Linked DNA regions of Homo sapiens: region 2 is linked to region 1. A link is a loop called in an ENCODE intact Hi-C map of the cell type or tissue named here. Cell type or tissue: IMR-90. All regions are shown on one strand. Links, peaks and the distances in the headings refer to the core of each region. The heading gives the core; the rest is flanking DNA. Region 1 has its middle 11 kb from the start of RAB14. Region 2 overlaps LOC102723324 (a long non-coding RNA gene).

Region 1 (11,283 bases), core at 2,283-10,282:
AGAAACATGAGACCCATGGAAGGTCATCTCCCAACAGGGGCAGGATTTTTTGTATTGTAGAATATAGTACTGTATTTGGTGGAGGGAGTTAATGAGTAAATGGTATGCTATGGAGGAAAGTATATGGTTTTGAGACTCAAACTGACTTCAGTTTCATTTCCTGTGACCTTAGACAAATCACTTAACTTCTCTCTTTTTTTTTTTTCTTCCTGTCTCACTTGGTCACACAGGCTGGAGTGCAATGGCACGATATCAGCTCACTGAAGCCTCCACCTCCTGGGCTCAAGCACTCCTCCCACCTCAGCCCCCCAGGTAGCTGAGACTACAGGTACGTACCACCACATCTGGCTAATATGTGTGTGTGTGTGTGTGTGTGTGTGTGTGTGTGTGTATTTTTTGTAGAGACAGAGTTTCTTGATGTTGTCCAGATTGGTCTTGAACTCTTGAGCTCAAGGGATCCACCCACCTTGGCCTCCCAAAGTGCTGGGATTACAGGCATAAGCCACTGTGCCTGGCCCAAATCACTTAACTTCTCTGAGCCTCAACTATAAAATCAGATAATAGATTTTCCCCTCACCCATACACACACGGAATTGTTGTTCAGATTAACTGGGAAAGTGTAACTGAAAGTATGTGGTACAGTATCTAGAATATTCCACGCATTCAACAAATGCCTGGTCCTTCTCTTCTCTCCTACCTTTATTCACTGATTCCCTCATCCATGTGAATCAGGCACACACTTAGGTTCCTGCCAGAGCCCTGAACCCCTTCCCCAGTTGGAAAGCACTTCTTGAGTACCTGCTTAGAATACATGGGTTCAGATGCTGCAAACAAGAGACTAAAGAATGATAGTGGCTTTCACAAGATAGAAATGTATTCTTCCCGCACATGGAAGTCTGGGTAAGTAGTACAGAGGTGATATAGCAGCTTGAAGGCAGCAAGATGTAAGTTCCTCCTTGGTTATGGCACTGCCACCCCCAAATCATGCTTCTATATCATGGCTCAAAATACTTACTCCAGCTAACACCAGGAGAGGGGAGAAAAAGAAGTAGATAGCACATGCCTTCCTGTTAAGTGTATGACCCAGAAGTTGTACCTATTGCTTTTGCTGACATCCCATTGGTAGGTCACATGGTCACACCTAGCTGAAAGGGATGCAGAGAAATTTAGTCTTTGTTCTGGGGAGGATTATTACTAATGAGGGAAGAAAAGAATGGATACTGAGAAACAACCAGCTATTTTTGCCATACCATCCTTCATTGCCTAAAAGGGGGGCAGGTGTTAGAGCACCTTGAAGGTCCAGGGAGGCTGATGTTAAACCCTGAGGCCACCAAGGTGAGGACAGGGACCATCAGTGGACCATGAAATCTTTCCCACCAGTGCAGTTCCCTTAGGATGCCCATTTGGGGCTCTATGCAGGACTCTGAATAAATAGCATTCCTTTGCCTCGTCTGACTTCTGAACAAGTTGAGATATCAACAAAAAGATGCAGAGGAAGGCCAGAATATTTTCTTTATTAGTGATATTGCCAGGTTGGAGAAGAAACTTTTAGGGTTGGTAGCTGAAGGGTGCCACTAATAGTGAACCCCAGAAGTGGGCTGCAAAGACTAGGGCAGGCCTCCTGCTGAAGGGAGCAGGGCTGAGGAGCAGCTCCCTCCCTATCAGAAGAAGTGCTGAGTTGGGCATGACCAGGTATTCTCAAATGTACAATCCTTCATCCTTCCAGGAATGGATAAAGCACGGAGAGGAACCAAGAATGTGCTCAGAAAAAAATCCTTCCTCACTGAAACCAGGACTAAGGAAAGGAGATTCCCTTCTACCATCCATGGTGAGCAAAGAGTGGGGCTTGGAATTAGCAGCGGGGGGTGGGGAGGGGGGAAGAAATACCAGTGGAAGCAAGCATAATAGTGCCTACAAATACATGAGGGACCCAAACTGACAAGTCAGAAATCATCCAACACTGTAATTGGATTTCAGTCCCAGCCTTGCTTCTTAGTAGCTGTGTGGCTTTGGAAAGTTCCTTAAGGTCTCTAATTCTTCATTTCCTTGTCTCAAAAATCAGGAAACAGCAGCATTTAATACCTATGTGAATTATTAAGAGAAAATGAAGCAGAGCATGAGAAGCTCTTAGCATAGTGCCTGGTAGGGAATAAACACTCAGGAAACAGAAGCTGCTAGAATTATTTCCAAGAGCCAATACATAGCTCCTGAAAGCAGTTTCCCCAAGTAAGTTAGGAAAGAAGAAAACCTTTATCTGCTATCATAGAATTCAACAGAAATCAGAAAGTTTTCTTTAGAGTAATACAAATAATTGGAGAGAAGAGATGAAGAATGAGAAACAGGCCTCTCTGCATAGTATCTGGAACAATTTGGGCTAGGCCTTCACTTTCTCATATTCTTTGTGCCATGAACACACATACACGCACGCATACATGCACAATAGACCAGTCAAGATTCATCTAGAGGTGATATAATAAATCCCTACTCTCAGGAAAGGATATTGCCTTTATAGATATATTAGTTAGGAGAGGCTAGGTTTTACTGTGTAAGAAATGACTCCAAAATCTCAGCGGATTTAAACCTTATCACAAAGGTGTGCTTCTTGCCCACTCTCTATGTCCATAATGTGTCAACTACTTCCCTGTTCCACACCATCTTCACTTTAGGACTCAGGCTGACGGAGCACGCTGCCTGTCTGTGTCTCTCCGTTTCTCTCTCTGGAACGTTGTCAGATGTCACGGCGGAGGGAAAAGAGACCTGGTGAGTGACGTGCTAAGTCTTCAAGCTTCTGCTCCAAAGTAGCACACATCACTTATGCTCAAATTTTCTTAGCCAGAGCAAGTCTTATAGCCTCATATTGATAGAGTTGGGGTGCATAATTCTCCTTTGGGGAGGTGAATATAGCTGAATGTAACCCAGTCTACCACAGTGGACTCCCCAAGAGCCAGAGAGACAGCCACTGAGAGCTGCTAATATCTGGCTGATCTGGGGCCTTCTCTTTGCCTCAGTTTATCCTCTGTGAAATGGAGATACCAGCACCCGTCCTGTGAACCTTACAGAGAAGGGCTAGGAATGCACGTGGGATCACCGACATGCATGTGGTTTGGCAACTGTAAACTACCACACTTGCATGAGAGGGTTTCAATACCAGTATGAGTGCATTGGAAGGGATAAGAACACATTATAAAACATTTCACCCCTTCTCTGCCCACAGGAATGACTTGCCGAATTTTTAGCCCATAACCAGGCACTGTGTAAACCGCTTTACCTCATTCAGTCTTTGCAATTATACCACAAGGTAAGTAATGTTATTAACTCCACTCACAGATGTGGAAACAACTGAGTGTCCATTGAGGAATGAATGGATGACAAAATGTGATACATGCCACATTTGGGGATATTGTTGATAATAATGGGATGTTATTCAGCCTGAAAAAGGAAGGAAATTCTGACACATGCGACAACAAGGATGAACCATTATGCTAAGTGAATTTAGCCCGTCACAAAGAGACAAATAGTATAGGATTCCACTTATATGAAGTACATAGAATAGTCAAATACAGAGACACAGAAAATTGGAAGGTGGTTCCCCTGGGGGTAGAGGAATGGGGAGGTATTATTTAATGAGTACAGTTTCAGTTTGGGATGATGAAAAAGTTCTGAAGATGGATAGTGGTGGCGGTTATACAACAATGTGAATGTACTTAGTGCTATTAAATAGTACACTTAAAAGTGGCTAAAATGGTAAATTTTATATTATCTATATTTTACCACATAAAAAAGCATATGACAGCAAAAACAAACAAACAAACAAAGCTGAAAAAACCCACAAGTCTTAAAATGCCTTGAAACTTTGAGCAATTTGGCTCACACAACAGATCCTTTAGCCACTATGTAAGTAGGTGATGGCATTTTAGTAGCTGATACTGCTTATAAATACTTCCAGGTGTAAAAGTTGCTATTAATAATTAATTGGGGATCTGGCTGGGATAGGGGTAAGGTGGATAAAGCACTGAACTGGGAATGAGAGCTTGAGGTTAGGACTTAGCTGAAACCAGCGGTGTGACCTTGGCTGGGTAGCTTCCCCTCTCTGGGCCTCAATTTTCCTATCTGGAATGTAGAGAGGTTAGTTGATCTTTTCAGTTCAATTTTATTTTTCAGACCAAAGGACCACAGTCTTGCAGGGCAGTTCAAGTAGATGGGGCTCTATCTCCTCTTCCGTTCTCTCCCAATAACCACCTCCCCACCAAAAGAAAAAACCCATAGCAAAAAAATATATTTTTTGAAGGGCTTTATGAATTGGACTTCTGTTCAAAAACTTTAAAAACAGCTGGATAAGGGAATCTCTGAGGGCTCTGATACTCTGTATTTGCTTACTGGTGAAGCTGTGAGATTAAGGAGAGGCCGCTGGGTTAACCATGCATTCATTCATCAATGACTAATGATTGAGCTCAAACCTGGGCTCCTGTCTCCTCCTGTCCACTGAAGCCCTTCAGTGACCACCTTCCCGTTTTTCTGTAGAGTCCCTTATATGGGCCGATGGGGAAGAGACTATGGATGCCTTTTAACTGAGCCCTCATAATGCGATAAAAAAACATAACAAAACAGATATCCCAGCAGCTATACAAGCAAGCGTTTTCAGAGCTCACACTGGAAACCAGACTCTCTAATCCTTATCAGTTGTTTCTCCAAGATTTAAATTCCAACTCTGCAGTTTATTAGCTCTGAGACTTGGGCAAGCATCTTAATCTCTCTGGGCCTCAGTTTCCTCATCTGTAAAATAGGTATGGTGGTCCCTAGTTTATTGGATTGTCGTGAAGGTTATAAATGTGTGTAAAATCCCACTTCACCGTAGCCCTCTATCATTTCCCACCCTCTTCTCTCCCTGCCAGGGAGTCAGTGCCCTCCTGGAGGAGGCTTACAATACAGCCTTCAAGGTTGACTCTGGGCATTGCTTCAGTACAGATTAGAAATTATTTTAGAATCCCCAGAGCATGGTATCTGCGACAAATTAAGCTAGACATAATTTTAAAGCATTTTTTATGTTTGAAAGTCTTTTGGTCTCACTCCTTGGCCTTTTTTTTTTTTTTCTGAGATGGAGTCTTGCTCTGTTGCCCAGGATGGAGTGCAGTGGTGTGATCTCTACTCACTGCAACCTCCTACTCCCTGATTCAAGCAATTCTCCTGCCTCAGACTCCCGAGCAGCTGGGACTACAGGTGCGCACCACCACGCCTGGCTAATTTTTGTATATTTTTTTTAGTAGAGTAGGGGTTTCGCCATGTTGGCCAGGCTGGTCTCAAACTTCTGACCTCAAGTAATCCACCCACCTCGGCCTCCCAAAGTGCTGGGATCACAGGCATGAGCCACTGCACCTGGCTCTTGCTCTTGACAAAGATCTTTTTCCCGTCCAGAGATTGGAGGGAAAGCTAAGGAGAAAAGGCAGCGTGAAGGAAGGAGAATTTCTTCCTGCCCATATATTTATTTTGAATTTTACAGGTTTAATGTCTGCCTTTCCTCACCCTGAGCTGAGTGGGAAAGGTACCATTTCTGGTGGGTTCACTGCTCGATACCCGGCCTAAGTATCTACAAGTTATAAAATCAGAAACAAAATATAATTAGTCTCATCAATAAATAAACCCAGGGCAGCTGGGCTTCACGGAGGAGTGACAAATGGCTCCAAGCAGTCTACATTTTAGGACAATAGCTGGGGTCACTGGCTTCCAAAAACTATGGGGAAAACCACTTCCGGCTTCCTGTATCCCTTCGTCTATTCTGGTATCAAAACGACAAATCCAGAGGAGCCGAATCAGGCGTGCTCCACCAGAGGGCGCAGCAGGCCCATGCCAGGCCCTCTTGACTGCCAGAACTCCCAGCCTGTGGCTACTGCTCCCATTTGTGTTGCTCAGGCACACCTGGTTTGGCAGCATTGTTTCCTCAGTCTCTTTGTTAGTTCCTCTGTTTTTCCAAGCCAGAAGAAAGTGAAGAAGTTTGCAGTCAGGTGGGCTTGGATTAAAATCCTGACTCTGCCGTCAGCTGAGATCTTGGCAAATTAGCATTGTGAGCTGTTGTATTAATATTAATTGGTGACTTCTTCCCAAGGCTGGGGAATCACAAAATCATAGACTCTTGGCACAAGAAGGGGCCTTTGAGATCAGCCCTTAGAGCCCCCACATGTCATGGATGGGGACACTGAGGCTCAGGCTAGACCAGAGCCCAAGTCTCTCAGCACATGGGCTGGGGTCCTCTCAGCTACACCCAGCTGCCTTCTTTCCAAAATCCATAAAACGATAAAGAGCATTCATCAATGAATGAATGAATGAAAAGATTAAAAGCCCTTTCAACCGACGAGCTCGTACCTTCTTTTAGAGCAAGGACTTTAGATCCAGACAAAAGCACAGACTGCTGTATCCCTCATCCAGCTTCAGCAATTACTTGACCTGTTCAGTCTCAGTCTCCTTATCTGAATGGTGCAGGGCATACTATGGGGATCATAAAAGCACCTACCTCACAGGGTTTCGTGAAGATTCAACGAGTGCATGCCTAAAATGCCAGCTCAGGCACCTAGAAGGCATTGAGAAAATGCTAGTTCTTTTTTTCTCCCTTCTCTCCTCCTCCTTTCTTTCCTTCCTTCCTTCCTTCCTTCCTCTTCTTCTTTCTTCCTTCTTTCTCCTTCCTTCTCTCTCTTTCCTTCTTTTTCTCTCTTTCTCTCCTCCTCCTTCTTCCTCTTCCTCTTCTTCTTCCTCTTCTTCCTTTTCTTCTTCTTCCATAAGCCAGAAACCAAAGGGTAGATGTTAGTTCTACATTTTAAAATCTAGGTTCCATAATCTTTCTGAGTCTCAGTGTTCTTGTCTATAAAGTGGAGAATTTTCAAAGCATTGTGGGAGGATTACATGGCACAACATATATAATAAAACCCACAAAACAAGGCCTGGTTCATGGTAGTGTACAAAATATATTAATAATAAATACTAGTTTATCCTCTTTCATGAAGTAAGGAATGACTGTTTCTAAGAACAAAGAGGGATAAGCCTGCATTCCTACCAATTCCAAAGACTTAGCAGATAGCATTCCCAGGAACACATCATTTCTCCTGAGTTATCCTATGTCATATTCCTACGGAGCTCTTGTCCAAGGTCTCACGAGCTAACCCAGTTTGAGACCCCAGGAGCTACTGCATTAGTTAAGTTCTTATCTTTTCTCTTCTGGACCTCTGTTGTAGCATCTATGCCTTAGATGGATGAGCGATGCCATCTGGCTGGAGATGTACCTCCTGGAAGTACCTTACTGGGCTGCAGCCACTGGTTAGGTCGGAATATAGGCTCCTTGTTGTATGAGCTTCCTAGGGCTGCTATAATAAAAGTACCATGAACTGGGTGGCTTGCAATAACAAAAATGTGTTCTCTCACAGTTCTGGAGGCTGGAAGTCCAAAATCAAGGTGTCAGCACAGCTGTGCTCCCTCTGAGACTGAGTAAATCCTTCCTTGCCCTTGCCCAACTTCTGGTGGTAGCCGGCAATCCTTGTTGTTCTTGGATTCTGGCTGCATCACTCCAGGCTGTACCTGTCATTGTCATATGGCTGTCTTCTCCCTGTGTTTGTATCTCTTCTCCTCTTCTTCTAAGGGCACCAGTCATATTGAATTAAGGACCCCCCCCCCCACACTCATATATGACCCATCTTAATTTCCATCTAAGTTGCATTTGCAAAGACCTCATTTCCAAAAAAGATCAGATTCAAAGGTACCAGGGGTTAGAATTTCAACATATCATTTTTTTTTCTTTTTGTGGGGCGACACAATTCAACCCGTAACATTGGTTAAAAGATCTCTAAAACACCTGAAAATTGGCCGGATTGGTGGCTCACACTTATAATCCCAGCACTTTGGGAGGCCGAGGTGGGTGGATCACCTGAGGTCAGGAGTTCGAGACCAGCCTGGCCAACATGGTAAAACCCCATCTCTACTAAAAATACCAAAATTAGCCAGGTGTGGCGGCGAGTGCCTATAATCCCAGCTACTTGAGAGGCTGAGGCAGAAGAATTGCTTGAACTCAGGAGGCAGAGGTTGCAGTGAGCCAAGATCGCGCCACTGCACTCCAGCCTGAGTGACAGAGTAAGACTCTGTTTCAAAAAAAAAAAAACCTGAAGATTTTAAGAGCTCTCCAATTTACTAATATTTATAATGTACATGTAAATCAACCAATAGAATTAACATGGTTATGTTAATTTATTGGAAAATTAATTATAATGTTTATGATTAGAAATTATATTACAAGCCATATATTTCAAGTATCATATAAATTATAATTATACCTATAATTGTTTGTAATTTATTAACTGTTAGAATAGTTAATTAATTTTGAAAAAAATAGCTGGGTGAGTGAAACAAAACATTTCTGTGGACTGAAAGGCTCTTAGGCCATCACTTTTCTTATTTATTTATTTATTTATTATTTTTTTCAGCTCACTGTAGCCTCTGCCTCCCGGGTTCTAACGATTCTCCTGCTTAAGCCTCCCAAGTAGCTGGGCTTGCCAGCAGGCCTGGCTAATTTTTGTATTTTTAGTAGAGACGGGTTTTTGCCATGTTGGCCAGACTGGTCTCAAACTCCTGACTTCAGGTGATCCACCTGCCTCAGCCTCCCAAAGTTCTGGAATTACAGACGTGAGCCACTGCACCCGGCCCATCACTTTTCAACTCCTGCCTCATGGACCATCAGAGTGATCATTCTACAAAGCAAATCCAACTATGTCACTCCCATGCTTAGTAACCCTCCATGATGGCCAACAGCTATCAAGAACAGCTGACAAATGAAACTGCCAACAACTACCTCCAGCTACGTCTCCACCACTTCCTGAAGCCTGTACTCAGGGAAAACATTGCTGCTTTAATCTGACACAGGACAGACATTCACTGGCCAAGACTTTGCTTGCTATATTTCCCCCAGAAACAGTCCCTAACTCTCCTACCTGCCTGCTTTTCTCTGTTTCTTATCCTTCATGGCCCAGCTCAAAAGCCACTTCCTCTGTGATGCCTGCCAGGCCTTGTAATATCCTCCTACCCCCAGGTTCCGTAGTACCTTGCTTCTGTATTTTGCAGGACTTCTCCCTGTTTTCTTGGTATTATAGTGAGATTATTCTATTACCCACTTCTCCCACTAGGCTAGGAGTTCCTGGAAGACAGGAATTTTACCTTGGTCATTGTATTAGTTTGCTAGGACTGCCGTAACAAATAGTACAGGCTCAGTGGCTTAAACAACAGAAAATTATTTTATTCTGGAGGCTACAAGTCCAAGATCAAGATGTCCAAGCGTTGCATTCTTCTGAGGGTTGGTTTCTTCCTTGGCTTGTGGATGACTGTCTTCTTCCTGTGTCTTCACATGGTCTTCCCTCTGTTTGTGTCTGCATCCTAATTTCCTCTTCTTTTTTTAGTTCTGGGTTTTGTCTTCCACTTTATTTAGATTTTTAAAGTATTTTTCTAACTTAAGGAGATTTCTTTTTTAAAATTCAACTTTGGCTGGGCACATTGGCTCACGCCTATAATCCCAGCACTTTGTGAGGCCAAGGCGGGTGGATCACAAGGTCAGGGTGGATCACGAGACCAGCCTGGCCAACATGGTGAAACCCTGTTTCTACTAAAAATACAAAAAAAAATTAGCTGGGTGTGGTGGTGGGCACCTGTAATCCCAGCTACTCAGGAGGCTGAGGCAGGAGAATCATTTGAACCTGGGAGGCGGAGATTGCAGTGAGCCAAGATCGCACCATTGCACTCCAGCCTGGGCAACAGGGCAAAACTCCGTCTCAAAAAAAAAAAAAATAACTTTTATTTTAAGTTCAGGAGTACCTGTGCAGATTTGTTACAGAAGCAAACTTCTGTCCTGGGGGTTTGTTGTACAGATTATTTTGTCACCCAGGTATTAAGCCTAGTACCCATTAGTTCTTTTTCCTGAGCCACTCCCTCCTCCCAACCTAAACCCTCCAATAGGCCCCTAATCTCCTTTTCTTATAAAGATACCATTCATATTGGATTAGGGCCCACCCTAGTGACCTCATTTTAATTTAATTACCTCATTAAAGACCCTGTCTCTAAATACAGTCACATTCTGAGGTACTGGGGGTTAGGACTTCAATTCAATTGGGATGTGGCTGAGTGGCACAATTCAGCCCACAACAGCCATTTCTTTAAATTTTTTAAATTTAATTAAATTTTTAAATATTTCAAATAATATAGAAATGTATTATTATTATTATTATTATTATTATTATTATTATTATAACCTCAAACAAAACAAGCCCTCCTTTCTCTGCTCTTTTCTACCCAACCGTTAATACTGCTACCAGGTCTGTTTCAAGCTTTTGCGTATATAAGGGTACATACATAAAGATATAACTTTGGTGTGTGTTTTCTCTTTTACATAAGTACGATCAAATTGTCCATATTGTTTTGCATATCCTGATCTTATTCATTCTTTTTATGTATGTGTCCAGTCTACCTCATGCCCTGACTCACAGTTTAGCTATGACTAAGCATGTTCAGAACATTTGTTGAGCTCTTAAGAAGGGTGGTCATGGAGTATAGGTCTGCTATGAATTGTCTGGCAGTCATTTAATATTGTATTATATTTTAGGTCTGTCAACCTGAAATAAACAGCAGAGAGACCAGTTCTCCAAAACAAAGAGTTTATTTGAGAATAACAGGGAATTGCGATTTTGGGTGCACATGCTGTGGTGGACCACAGGTGCACCAAAGGGGATGGGGCAAGAGGAAGCTTTTAAGAGAAAGGACGAGAGGCCAGGCTCGGTGGCTCATGCCTGTAATCCCAGTGCTTTGGGAGGCTGAGGCAGGTGGATCACTGGAGGTCAGGGGTTCAAGACCAGCCTGGCCAATATGGCAAAACCCTGTAACTACTAAAAATACAAAAATGAACCAGGCATCATGACGTGTACCCATAATTGCAGCTACTCAGGAGGCTGAGTCACGAGAATCACTTGAACTCGGGAGGCGGAGGTTGCAGTAAGCCGATAACGCACCACTGCACTCCAGCCTAGGTAACAGAGTGAGTCTCTGTCTCAAAAAAAATAAAGAAAGGAGGAAACGTACATGTAAGCTAATTTGAAAAAAAGACCATTGGTTACAGGAGCTTGTTGCAGGAGTTGGCATTAGCTTATTGGTGGAGACAGCCACTGTTGGACAAATGTCCCTGTGCAAGCCAGGTGGCTTATGTGGAATTTCTTGGATAGTTTCTGTTGTAGGCATACATGCATGAGGACCCTTCCTTCATGGCCTCCC
Region 2 (11,283 bases), core at 1,071-9,070, 230 kb after region 1:
AGGGTAAAAATGGGTGCTTTGTGGCACAGTGATTGGACTGTGTAGACATTTGCCTGTTTACTCTTGAATCTTCCATTTTTTCCTGTGCTCTGCTCAGTGTGGCAGAGGTCCATATTACCCAGACTCCCTTGCTCTCTGATGAAAAATACTAACAGAAGAGAGGAGGGTAGGAGGAGGAGAAAAGCCTGGATGTCCCCTCCACACCCTCACTATGGGTACCATATCAATTAGTAGCTGAAACTCCTCTCTCTTTTGTGTCACCTCATGCCAGATAACTTCTGCTAGGTTCTAGCTCTTTCTAGACATCCTACATTTTTCTCCTTCAACTTTCAGGATATTATTGCTTTTATTTAAAAATTATGGGTTGCCTCTTCTCCCTTGTATTTCTCCCAAGCTCTTTTATCACCTTCATGTCCAATTCCCTATATTAAATCCCCACTGTTTGAAATACCTAGAATAGTAGTTTCTGCTTTACTAGCTAGACTCTGACTATTGATAAGATGTGTGTGTGCATCTACAACCATCAGATCTTTGACAAACCTGACAAAAACAAGAAATGGGGAAAAGATTCCCTAGTTAATAAATGGTGCTGGGAAAACTGGCTAGCCATATGTAGAAAGCTGAAACTGGATCCCTTCCTTACACCTTATACAAAAATTAATTCAAGATGGACTAAAGACTTAAATGTTAGACCTAAAACCATAAAAACCCTGGAAGAAAACCTAGGTAATACCATTTAGGACATAGGCATGGGCAAGGACTTCATGTCTAAAATGCAAAAAGCAATGGCAACAAAAGCCAAAATTGAGAAATGGGATCTAATTAAACTAAAGAGCTTCTGCACAGCAAAAGAAACTACCATCAGAGTGAACAGGCAACCTATAGAATGGGAGAAAATTTTTGCAATCTACCCATCTGACAAAGGGCTAATATCCAGAATCTACAAATAACTTAAGCAAATTTACAAGAAAAAATGAAACAGCTCCATCAAAATGTGGGTGAAGGAATGAACAGACACTTCTCAAAAGAAGATATTTATGCAGCCAACAGACACATGAAAAAATGCTCATCATCACTGGTCGTCAGAGAAATGCAAATCAAAACCACAATGAGATACCATCTCACACCAGTTAGAATGGCTATCATTAAAAAGTCAGGAAACAATAGGTGCTGGGAGGATGTGGAGAAATAGGAACACTTTTACACTGTTGGTGGGAGTGTAAACTAGTTCAACCATTGTGGAAGACAGTGTGGCGATTCCTCAAGGATCTAGAACTAGAAATACTATTTGACCCAGCCATCCCATTACCGGGTATATACCCAAAGGGTTATAAATCATGCTGCTATAAAGACACATGCACACATATGTTTATTGCAGCACTATTCACAATAGCAAAGACTTGGAACCAACCCAAATGCCCATCAATGATAGACTGGATTAAGAAAATATGGCACATATACACCATGGAATACTATGCAGCCACAAAAAAGGATGAGTTCATGTCTTTTTAAGGACATGGAAGAAGTTGGAAACCATCATTCTGTGCAAACTATCACAAGGACAGAAAACCACACACTGCATGTTCTCACTCACAGGTGGGAATTGAACAATGAGAACACTTGGACACAGGACGGGAAAATCACACACCGGGGCCTGTCGTGGGGTGGGGGGAGGGGGGAGGGATAGCATTAGGAGATATACCTAATGTAAATGACGAGTTAATGGATGCAGCACACCAACATGGCACATGTATACCTATGTAACAAACCTGCACATTGTGCACATGTACCCTAGAACTTAAAGTATAATAATAAAAAAATAAAATAAAATAAAACTGGGCCGCAATCCTTGTACCATATACAAGAACCAACTCAAGGGATTAAAGACTTAAATATAAAACCTAAAACTACAAGAACCCTGAAAGACAACCTAGGCAATACCATGCAGAACATAGGCATGGGCAAAGATCTCACAAAGATGCCAAAAGGAATTGCAGCAAGAGCAAAAATTAACAAATGGGATCTAATTAAACTGAAGATATTTTCTCCACACAAAAATAAAATATCAATAGAGTAAACAGACAACCTATAGGATGGAAGAAATCTTCTGCAAACTGTACATCTGAGAAAAGCCTAATATTTAGTATTTATAAGAAACTTTAACAACTTTATGAGAAAAAAAAACCCATAGAAAAGCAGGTAAAGAACATGAACAGACATTTTTTGGAAGTAATAATAATAAAACAAGTTTTTATTATTCCTTCTTTGAAATGGAGGTAAAATACATATAAAGAAAAGCACAGATCTTATGTATTTGCTTGAATGAGATTTGACAAACACGTACATGTGATTGCACAACGCCTAGATGAACATATGGAACATTCATTTTACCTTAGGCTCCTTTTAAGTTCAGTTCCAGTTCTTCAGGGGAAATGTTATACTGACTAGAAACTCATACTCACCTGTTTTTAATCCTTATATAATAAAATTATGTAATAACATAAAATAAATAAATAAATAAATTTTCGGACTGTTTTTCTATTTCTGTGAAGAATTTTATTAGCGTTTTAATAGGGAATTACATTGAATCTGTTGATTGCTTTGGGGAGTATGGACATTTTAACAATATCGATCCTTCCACTCCATTAATATGGAATATCTTTCAATTTTTTTGTGTTCCCTTCAATTTTTCTCATCAATGTTTCATAGTTTTTATTATAGAGCTCTTTCACTTCTTTTGTTAATTTCTAAGTATTTAATTCTATGTGTGGGTATTGTAAGTGGGATTACTTTTTTTCAGATTCTTCACTGTTGGCATGTGGAAATGCTACTAGTTTTTGTACGTTGATTTTGTATGCTGCAACTTTACTGAATTTATCAGTTCTAATCATTCTTTGATGGAGTTTTTAGATTTTTTCAAATATAAAGTCATATCATCTGCAAAAAAAAGAAATTATAGCCATAAACTTTCCAAATTTGATTTAAAATAAAATTATAAACTTACAGATCCAAGAAGTTTAGCAAATCCCCCGAGAAATAAAAACACTAAAGAAACCACACGTAGGAAACCACAAGGCAAATTGCTGTATTTTGTGACAATGGTTCTCACACTTTGCTGCATACTATTATAGAATCACCTGGGAAGCTTGTAAAAATCCCAGTGTCCAGCCTTCACCCTGTGCCACCTGACTTGGAATCTCTGGGTGGGGCCCCAGACATCAATATTAGCTCTCCAAGTAATTCTAGGGTACAGCCAAGTTTGACAACCAGCATTTCATGTCCCCTATCTCTGAGAAAGAGGCATTAACTCCTGCAAGCAATGTCCCACACATGTGGGTGTCCAGCTGCTTGCCATTTACCTGATAAAGGTAAAATAAGTGAGCTTTTAGTGGGACCCTGGACAAGCTGTTTACCTGGTCCAGGCTGCCACAGCCCTTAAGACCAGTCATACTTTACATAGTTCAATGGGTCTGAAGTAGACTGGAATGGTGGTTGAAGAATGTGGCTAGCTGTGATTGGAAACTTACAGCACAGTCCCACTGAATTCCAGAGCAAGAAACCATCATTTTCCTCTTTAAATAGGAGTTACTACAATTTTCCCTTCTCTTTCTTCCTTGTCTCTCACTGTAGTGTGTTTGGATATGAGCTAAACTTGCCGTTTATGTCACAGATTGCAGAACAGTCATACAAGCTGTCTAAAGGATCAAAGGAGAAATGATCACTATCTGGAGAAGTAGACTCTGAGTAGCCTGGCCTCTGACATTATCTGTGGATTCAGTGGTCTGTTGGGAGAAGGGGCTGTGCTGGAGTAGTATATAACATTTTTGGATCATGGTAGAAGGGAATATTTTGAATGTATGGGAAGAAGTGATTGACAGCCAGACAGCCATAAGTGGAAAGTGGTAGATACTTTTAGAGGGTAGATACCCAGCTCACAACAATATGTGCTTCTCTGAGAACTGCCCATAGTGTAATCATTCTCCAGTAAACAAACTCCAGGACACAGCTGCTGGGAGCAGGAGTGGTGTTGTGACTTTTGAGTTTTCTTTCCTAGGAATTTAGAATTTTGAAGGAAGAAACCCTGAGACTGGAGATAGTTGGAACTGAGTCATATTAATGGCAGACCTCTAGGGAGAGTCCACAATTTTCAGTTGCAGAGGCCCCTAAGCTTTCCTGGTTCTTACTCATGGCCTGGTTGCAGTGATATACTGGTAAATTTTTAACAACTGACACTTTAAAAAAAGAAAGAAAGAAGGAAATTAAGGAAAGGAAAAAGAGCCCTGGTTTCTAGTGTGTGTTGACTCCCATGGTTTAAATACTCCCACCACGGCCTATTATCACAGTGATGTCACTGAACAGGGAGCTGGGAAGTATTGCCTATAATAGACTCTCACAAGCCAGTATAAGCTGGCTTCAGCACACCCCTGCTCCCCTGTCAATTCTCCCTTCTATTCACAGAATTCTCCAATAGTCTCCCAGTAAACTCCTTTTGGGGTTTATATAGCTAAGGCTTATTTTAACTAATTGTTAAACTCATTTATTTTAACTAATAAGGCTGTTTTTTTATAGCCACATCCTTTAAATATTAATTGCCATTTTCATTTGTATGCAAAATTAACATCTATTTCTATAAATGTGCAGAGTCTTCACCAGCTCCGGAAAAGAATATTTTTAATCACTGCAGTCGCTTAGGATAACAGGGTTATCTTTGGAAATTCCTGCCCTCTCGTGTCCAGTATAGAGAACTACTTTTGTGTTCTCTAAGGCTGTGAATGTTAGCGGACAACCAGGAGGTGAGTTAGAGGCTCTTGATGGCAACAGGGGACTATTCCCAGGGTATAGACGGGCGAGTGTAATGCATATTAGTTCCCAATGTTTGTTTATTACTGAAGTCCAAGAAACTCGGTACTAATGACATGTTGAGCTAGATAATTCTTTGTTGTAGGATGGTTTTTTGTTTTTTTGTTTCATTTTGTTTTGATTTTGGAGACAGAGTCTCGCTCTGTCGCCCAGGCTGGAGTGAGTGCAGTGGCAAAATCTCAGCTCACTGCAACCTCTGCCTCCTTGGTTCAAGCGATTCTCCTGCCTCAGCCTCCTGAGTAGCTGGGATTACAGGTGCCCACCACCACACCTGGCTAATTTTTGTATTTTTTAGTAGAGACAGGGTCTCACCATGATGGCCAGGCTGGTCTTGAACTCCTGACCTCAAGTGGTGCACCTGCCTTGGCCTCCCAAAGTGCTGTGATTACAGGCAGGAGCCATTGTGCCTGGCTGGTTTTGTTTTGTTCTGTTTTTAAGACAGGGTCTCACTTGTTGTCCACGTGGGAGAGCAGTGGTACAATCATAGCTCACTGCAGCTTTGAACCCCTGGGGTCAGGTGATCCTCTCACCTCAGCCTCCCGAGTACCTGGGACTACAGGCACACGCCACCATGCCTGGCTAATTTTTTTCTTTTTCTTTTTGTAATTTGTGTAGAGACAGGGTTTTGCCATGTTGCCCAGGATGTTTAGCAACATTCCTGGCCTCTACCCAGTATGTAGATAGCACCCACCCCTCCACCAACTGTGACAACCAAAAATACCTCCAGACATTGCCATTGCCAAATGTCCCGTGGGATGGAGAGGAGAGTGATTCCCAGGCTGAGAACCACTGCTTTATGCTGATGAAGCAAATTTATTTTACACATTGCTGACCTTGAAGTAGCACTGAATCCACCAGCTTATGGCACCAAGTTGGAGCTTAAGCCTACAGCCCAGGCTGTAACTCCTGAGTTCCCATACTGTATACTACAGGAGGAAAAGTTCCAGGTGCCAGATATCCAAACACTTGCTTTTTAATAGGACACACAGTCTATAATCAAAAATGTAAAACCTTCCAACTAAAGCAAAACATATCAAGGCATGATCGGAATGGATGTTGGTGCATTCATTCATTTGTTCAGTAAATATTTGTTAAGGAGTACTTCTGAAATACGTGATGCAGTAGGTGCTAGAGCTGATGCAATGTCAGACTATGGCCCTGCCTTTAAGGAGCTAATCATCCTAGAGGGGTTCAATGGAGATACTGTCAGTTATAAGTAAGAGAGAGTCCAATTCCAGCTGGCTTAAACAATCATGGGACTTTACTGGCCCATGCATTTGAAAAGCCCACAGACAGTGCAGACCTTAGGTAAGGCTGGATCCAATGGCTCAAAGTTGTCACCAGGGCCTGGGTTTCCTCCAGTGTCTCTGCTCCTCCTTTCCTATTGTCAATTTTATCCTAAGGTGGACTTCCCTTTTCCAGCAGCCCCTATTTTTACACGTGTCCTTATTTCTAGTAGAAGACTTGAAATTCACTTTGACTACTTTAGGTCACCTGCCCACCCTTGAATCAATAGTTGTCACCAGAGAAATGGAAAGTCCTGATGGATTGATTTAGCCAAGGGTACTTGCTTCAAGCATGGCACCAGTTTCCATAGAAATCACATAAATTCCCTGAAGGAGATCAGGGATTGCTGAGAAGGGAGAGAGAGCACCAGAAATGCTGGGTGAATATGGGGTGGTCAGCCAGCCCTTTTCACACAGGCTCTGCCAGGTGATTTCATCCGGTCCCAAAGCACCATTCCTGTGGATTTCCATGAAGGTCTTATTGTAGCACTTTGGGCTTCACACCTGCTGCTTGCCTCTCTGAAACCTCATTCCATCCACTCTTCACAGTGACCCTTTCTCTCCTTTCAAAGCTCAGTTCAGAGTCAGATTATCTGAGGCTTCTTCCACCTCCCTGAGCCATCCTTCTTTCATACTCCCTTAGCCCTGGTACTACCTATGCCTCATACCTGGTCAGGTTTCATGTTCCTCTTTCTCCAATTTTAGACTTACATTTTGCCTTTAAAGAGTTTGGGGTCTCCTAAATCCCCTCTCTTTAATGCCTAACAAAAGCATTGAGAGCATTGATGTTGATTTCTTTGGTATCTCCAATTTCAACAATAAGATGGTTAAAGTGTGTGTGTGTGTGTGTGTGTGTGTAAAACAGTGTGAGAAAGAAGTGTGGAGCTGTGGAAAGAGCACAGGATTTATAGTAAGATAATCTATAGGCAGACAGTCCTGGGTTTAAATCCTGGATCAGCACTCTTTCAGATCTCAGACATTCACCAGTGGATCCCTACTTGACTCTTTTCTTTCCTTAAAAGGTATGTATAGTGTGTTACACATTCACTTTCTATGACTTTTCACGCTTGTTAATATGCAATCATGCCAGTGTTATTTGTTTATGTTAGGCACATTTAACAAACAGTACATTACATTAAATAAGTGCTTGTAAGTACTGCCATAGTTGAGGTTCCTGATAGTGGTGGCTTTGGCTAAGAGAGAGCAAAGAGGGACAAAGAGAAATCCTTCAGGCCTTGAACACATTTTTCCCCTTTTGGCTGAATGTGGTTCCCAGATTTGAGGTGGAGTGGAAGGAGCAAGTATGGTTTGTTCCTTCCACCTACTCCTCTGCCTGATCACACCTCCTGAAGCCCCGCCCTGATATAACCGCTCAGTGCACGGCCATGGTGCTTACATCAGCCCTCCATGCACAATGTAAAGATAAGAATGATAACAATGTTTTATTTTTTGAAACAGGGTCTCTGTTGCCCAGGCTGGAGTGCAGTGGCACGATCTCGGCTCACGTAACCTCCACCTCCTGGGTTCAAGTGATCTTCCCACTTCAACCTCCTGAGTAGCTAAGACTACAGGCACACACCACCACACCTGGCTAATTTTTGTATTTTTTATAGAGACGGGGTTTCGCCCTGTTGCCAAGGCTGATCTCAAACTCCTGGAGTCAAATGATCCACCTGCCTTGGCCTCCCAATGTGTTGGGATTATGGGGGTTAAGCCACCGTGCCTAACCGATTTTTTTTAACATGGTGCTTTTAAACTTACTTAATGCATTTGGGGCAGGTTTCATGCATAAAAAGTGGGAGATGGTAGAGGCCTGGGAAGATATATAGTTGTGCTTTCCATGATATGAAACATGGCCCTCTGAATGCACTGTCAACACATCTGTCCTGTGAGTTTCCCTGCTTTGAGCCTCAGTTCAGTCACTTACCACTTACAAAAAGTTACTTGATGGGAGAGCTATTTCTCCAGTCTACTCCTTGATGTCAACCCTCCAAGTTGGGGTATGATGGGCTGAGGAACGCTGAGGTTTACACTAGCTAAGCAGTGGGACCAGCTGATGACCGACTGTCCTCTGATGAAGCCCACATCAGTCACCTACCACTTACCACTTGAGCCGAGTTCGAGGTTGCGGCCACATGAGCCATAATTACACCACCACACTCCGGCGTGGGCGACAGAGTGAGACCCTGTCTCAAAAACAAACAAAAATTTGGGAATCCCAAGTCTGTTCTATTTTTGTAATAGTGGACACATTTTCAGAAGGGCATGAGGACTTTCCCGAGTCTAAAAGCTTTCTGGACCTCATCTTCCTCTTTTATGAAATGAGACTAATTCTCCACTATGAGGTAATCATGCCCTGTTGCATATTCAGTGCATCTCACTAAATTAGCCTGGTCATCTTTAAATTTTTTAGTATAAGTACACCTGCTGGAAATCCAGACTTTCCCACTTGACCAGATATATTCCCCAGAGGTCAGGACTAATAATCCCCAGATATGGTGATGGCATTGTTTTCTTCCTCTGCCCTGATGCCCCACCCTGAGCTTCAGGGGCAAGCCTTTCCCTAATGATTCTTTCACTGGCAGTTCATTATTTCAGCGCATTGCTGTGGAAAGCTCTATATAAGTATTTGTTGCTTAAAAGTTGGGGAATCCCTTGGACGGGCATGGTGGCTCACGCCTGTAATCCCAGCGTTTTGGGAGGCCAAGGCAGGAGGATCACTTAAGCCCAGGAGTTTGAGACCAGCCTAGGCAACATAGTGAGACCACATTTCTATAAAAACGTTTTTTTCTTAATTAGTGGGGCGTGGTGGTGCCTGTAGTCCCAGCTATTCAGGAGGCTGAGGTGAGAGGATCACTTGAGCCCAGGAGGTCGGGGCTGCAGTGAACCATGATCACACCACTGAACTCCAGCATGGGTGACAGAGTGAGACTCTGTCTCAAAAACAAACAAAAATTTGGGAATCCCAAGTCTGTTCTATTTCTGTAATAGTGGACACATTTTCAGAAGGGCGTGAGGACTTTTCTGAGTCTGAAAACCTAAAATTCTCTAATTGACAATTTTGAATATCTTTGGGAGGAAATGCACAATCCATGACCAGACCAGAATATACTGAGAAAGTAATTTATTTAATTGTAAATTGGGACATTTTTTAAAAAGTTTAGTAATAACGATTAACAAGATTATGAATTTGTCCATTGGGGATTTAAACTTTAATGAAGTTTTTTAAAAAAATCAAGAAATTCCTTTAAAAGTAAACATTAGTCCTTTGCTCTAAACTTTCAGGCTAGATCATTTCTTTGGGTCAGGACTTAAAAACCCTTAAGCTCTGCCTACTCCAGACTGAATCCAAGACAACCTGACTAATAGAGAAGCAGGAGTCTTAACTGATGTGTGATCTACTTTTTCAAAGCCCTGCTTTTTCCTTTTCAAAGCCCACTAATTCAGGGTTTTTGTTTTGTTTTGTTGGATGTGAGATTTTCTGGCAAAAAATGAAGTAGGAGGCACGGTGAAATGGTCGAGAAAAATCTAAGTTTCATTTTATCAAAGAAGCTCATTGCAGTATACATCAGGCTAGTGCAATGGCTCTTCAAATAAATTGCTTGAAAATGGAAACAAATGACCGAGACTGGAACACAAGCAAAACATAAATATACGTGCATAGGTACACACTGTCTCCTAACTCCCTTTACATTGATTTGGTTAACTTTAAATAATATGTAGGATTTCACAGCTTCTCTTAGAGAAGGGAATTGAATGTTAAGCTGTTCAGTCATGATAACTAGATCTTCCATTGTTATGGCTCATGCTTCTGTTACCAAATCAATTAGCCATTTTGCCAAGTATGTCTAATTATTACACTTCTATAGTGCAGATGGAGCAGGAGAGAACAAGAGGTTACTTGATGGGAGGGCTGTTTCTCCAGTCTACTCCTTGATGTCAGTCCTCCAAGTTGGGGTATGATGGGCTGAGGAACCCTGAGGTTTAGACTAGCTAAGTGGTGACCGAGTGTCTTCTGATGAAGCCCACATCCTAGAAACAGAACTGCTTGCAAGCCTCTTCAATCCACTGCAGGCCTTTGCCTTCTCTGACACCATCCACATCTCTTTACCAAGGATTTGAAGATGCAAGTTGCAGAGTCTGGTAGACTGAATACCACTTAGGCAACACAAGAAACATCTTCCGTTCAAGTCCCTGAACATAGGGTCAATGAGATTGGAAATCACCCACACTTCCTCCCATTCAGTACCTGGATCTGTGATGTATTTAAGCACCAACCCCATACCCTAAGTGCCCTCAGGGTGGCACTGCCCCACAGTGATTGGCTCCTCTCTTCCACTCTCTCTTCGCTATTTCATGGCAAACTCATGTCAAGGCTTTGTTTTGACTTCATGCTGGGCACCTTGGCTCATTCAGGTTCCTTGGGACTCTGATCACACACCACCATGATATCTACTGGGACACTCCACCAATCTTTCGCACAGAAGCCAAACAACATCCAGATGAGAAAAGGACGGACTACAGATGGTCTGAAGCAATCTGCTATTGAAGCTTTTTGAGGATTGCCAAGGCAAATGGTGTCTTTACTGAGAGTTCTGCTGCACAGTAACTCCATGTTGCTTTAGACCCATCAGAAATAGGCAGACATTGAACTCAAGGGACAACCCCTTACAATCATATCTTGCTGCCAAACGCTTCCCTTAGCACCCTTTTCTCCAGATGTCATCTGGCATGTGTAGAGTGTTTCTGGCTTTATCTCTGCCTATGACAAGTTATTTTTGGTTCAGTTGATAGTATTTCCCCCAAACCCAGAATAGATAAGAAATCACTGGGAATTTATATCTGATTGCCCTAGATTCATTCTTCCACATTACAAAGCCCCAAGTTACAAGGAGGAATGGTATGTTTTTGCCCTGTTGGTGTTTCATTAGTATTTTTTGAAGTTAAAATTAAGTGTTACTTTTCTGAGGAAGTAGCCAGAATATTTCTCTCTTAAATTCAGAAATCTACTGGCACAATTTGAAGTCAGACATTATTTCTAACCAAATTATACTCTTTTGTCTGCCACGATCACTTGACAGTTTTAATATCTGAAGGCAGGCCTATATGATAATCCCAGCAGTATTTTAGGGATAAG

What was found. Hi-C counts contacts between places; a loop is a spot of excess contacts. Peaks named below come from ENCODE experiments on the same cell type or tissue, not always from the same donor. Only the 100,000 strongest peaks of a DNase experiment are listed, where the experiment ranks them.
Region 2: a loop joins it to region 1, with 4 times the contacts of the local background. A loop is called at or near these places in 3 of 110 quality-filtered maps.

What each region holds. Positions count from the first base shown.
Region 1 is chr9:121,207,570-121,218,852 of GRCh38, forward strand. It overlaps a transcript of GSN not described here. Among named protein-coding and RNA genes, the nearest start is that of RAB14, 11 kb to the left of the region's middle. RefSeq lists an enhancer at 315-414. In IMR-90, for the core only: a CTCF peak has its summit at 5,825 (motif pointing right); a DNase peak (open chromatin) is centred at 5,832; H3K27ac peaks cover 223 bases.
Region 2 is chr9:121,435,735-121,447,017 of GRCh38, forward strand. All of the region lies in intron 3 of LOC102723324 (a long non-coding RNA gene), which reads left to right. It also overlaps a transcript of GGTA1 not described here. Among named protein-coding and RNA genes, the nearest start is that of GGTA1, 58 kb to the right of the region's middle. In IMR-90, for the core only: a CTCF peak has its summit at 4,719 (motif pointing left); no DNase peak of the experiment used is centred there; H3K27me3 peaks cover 4,070 bases.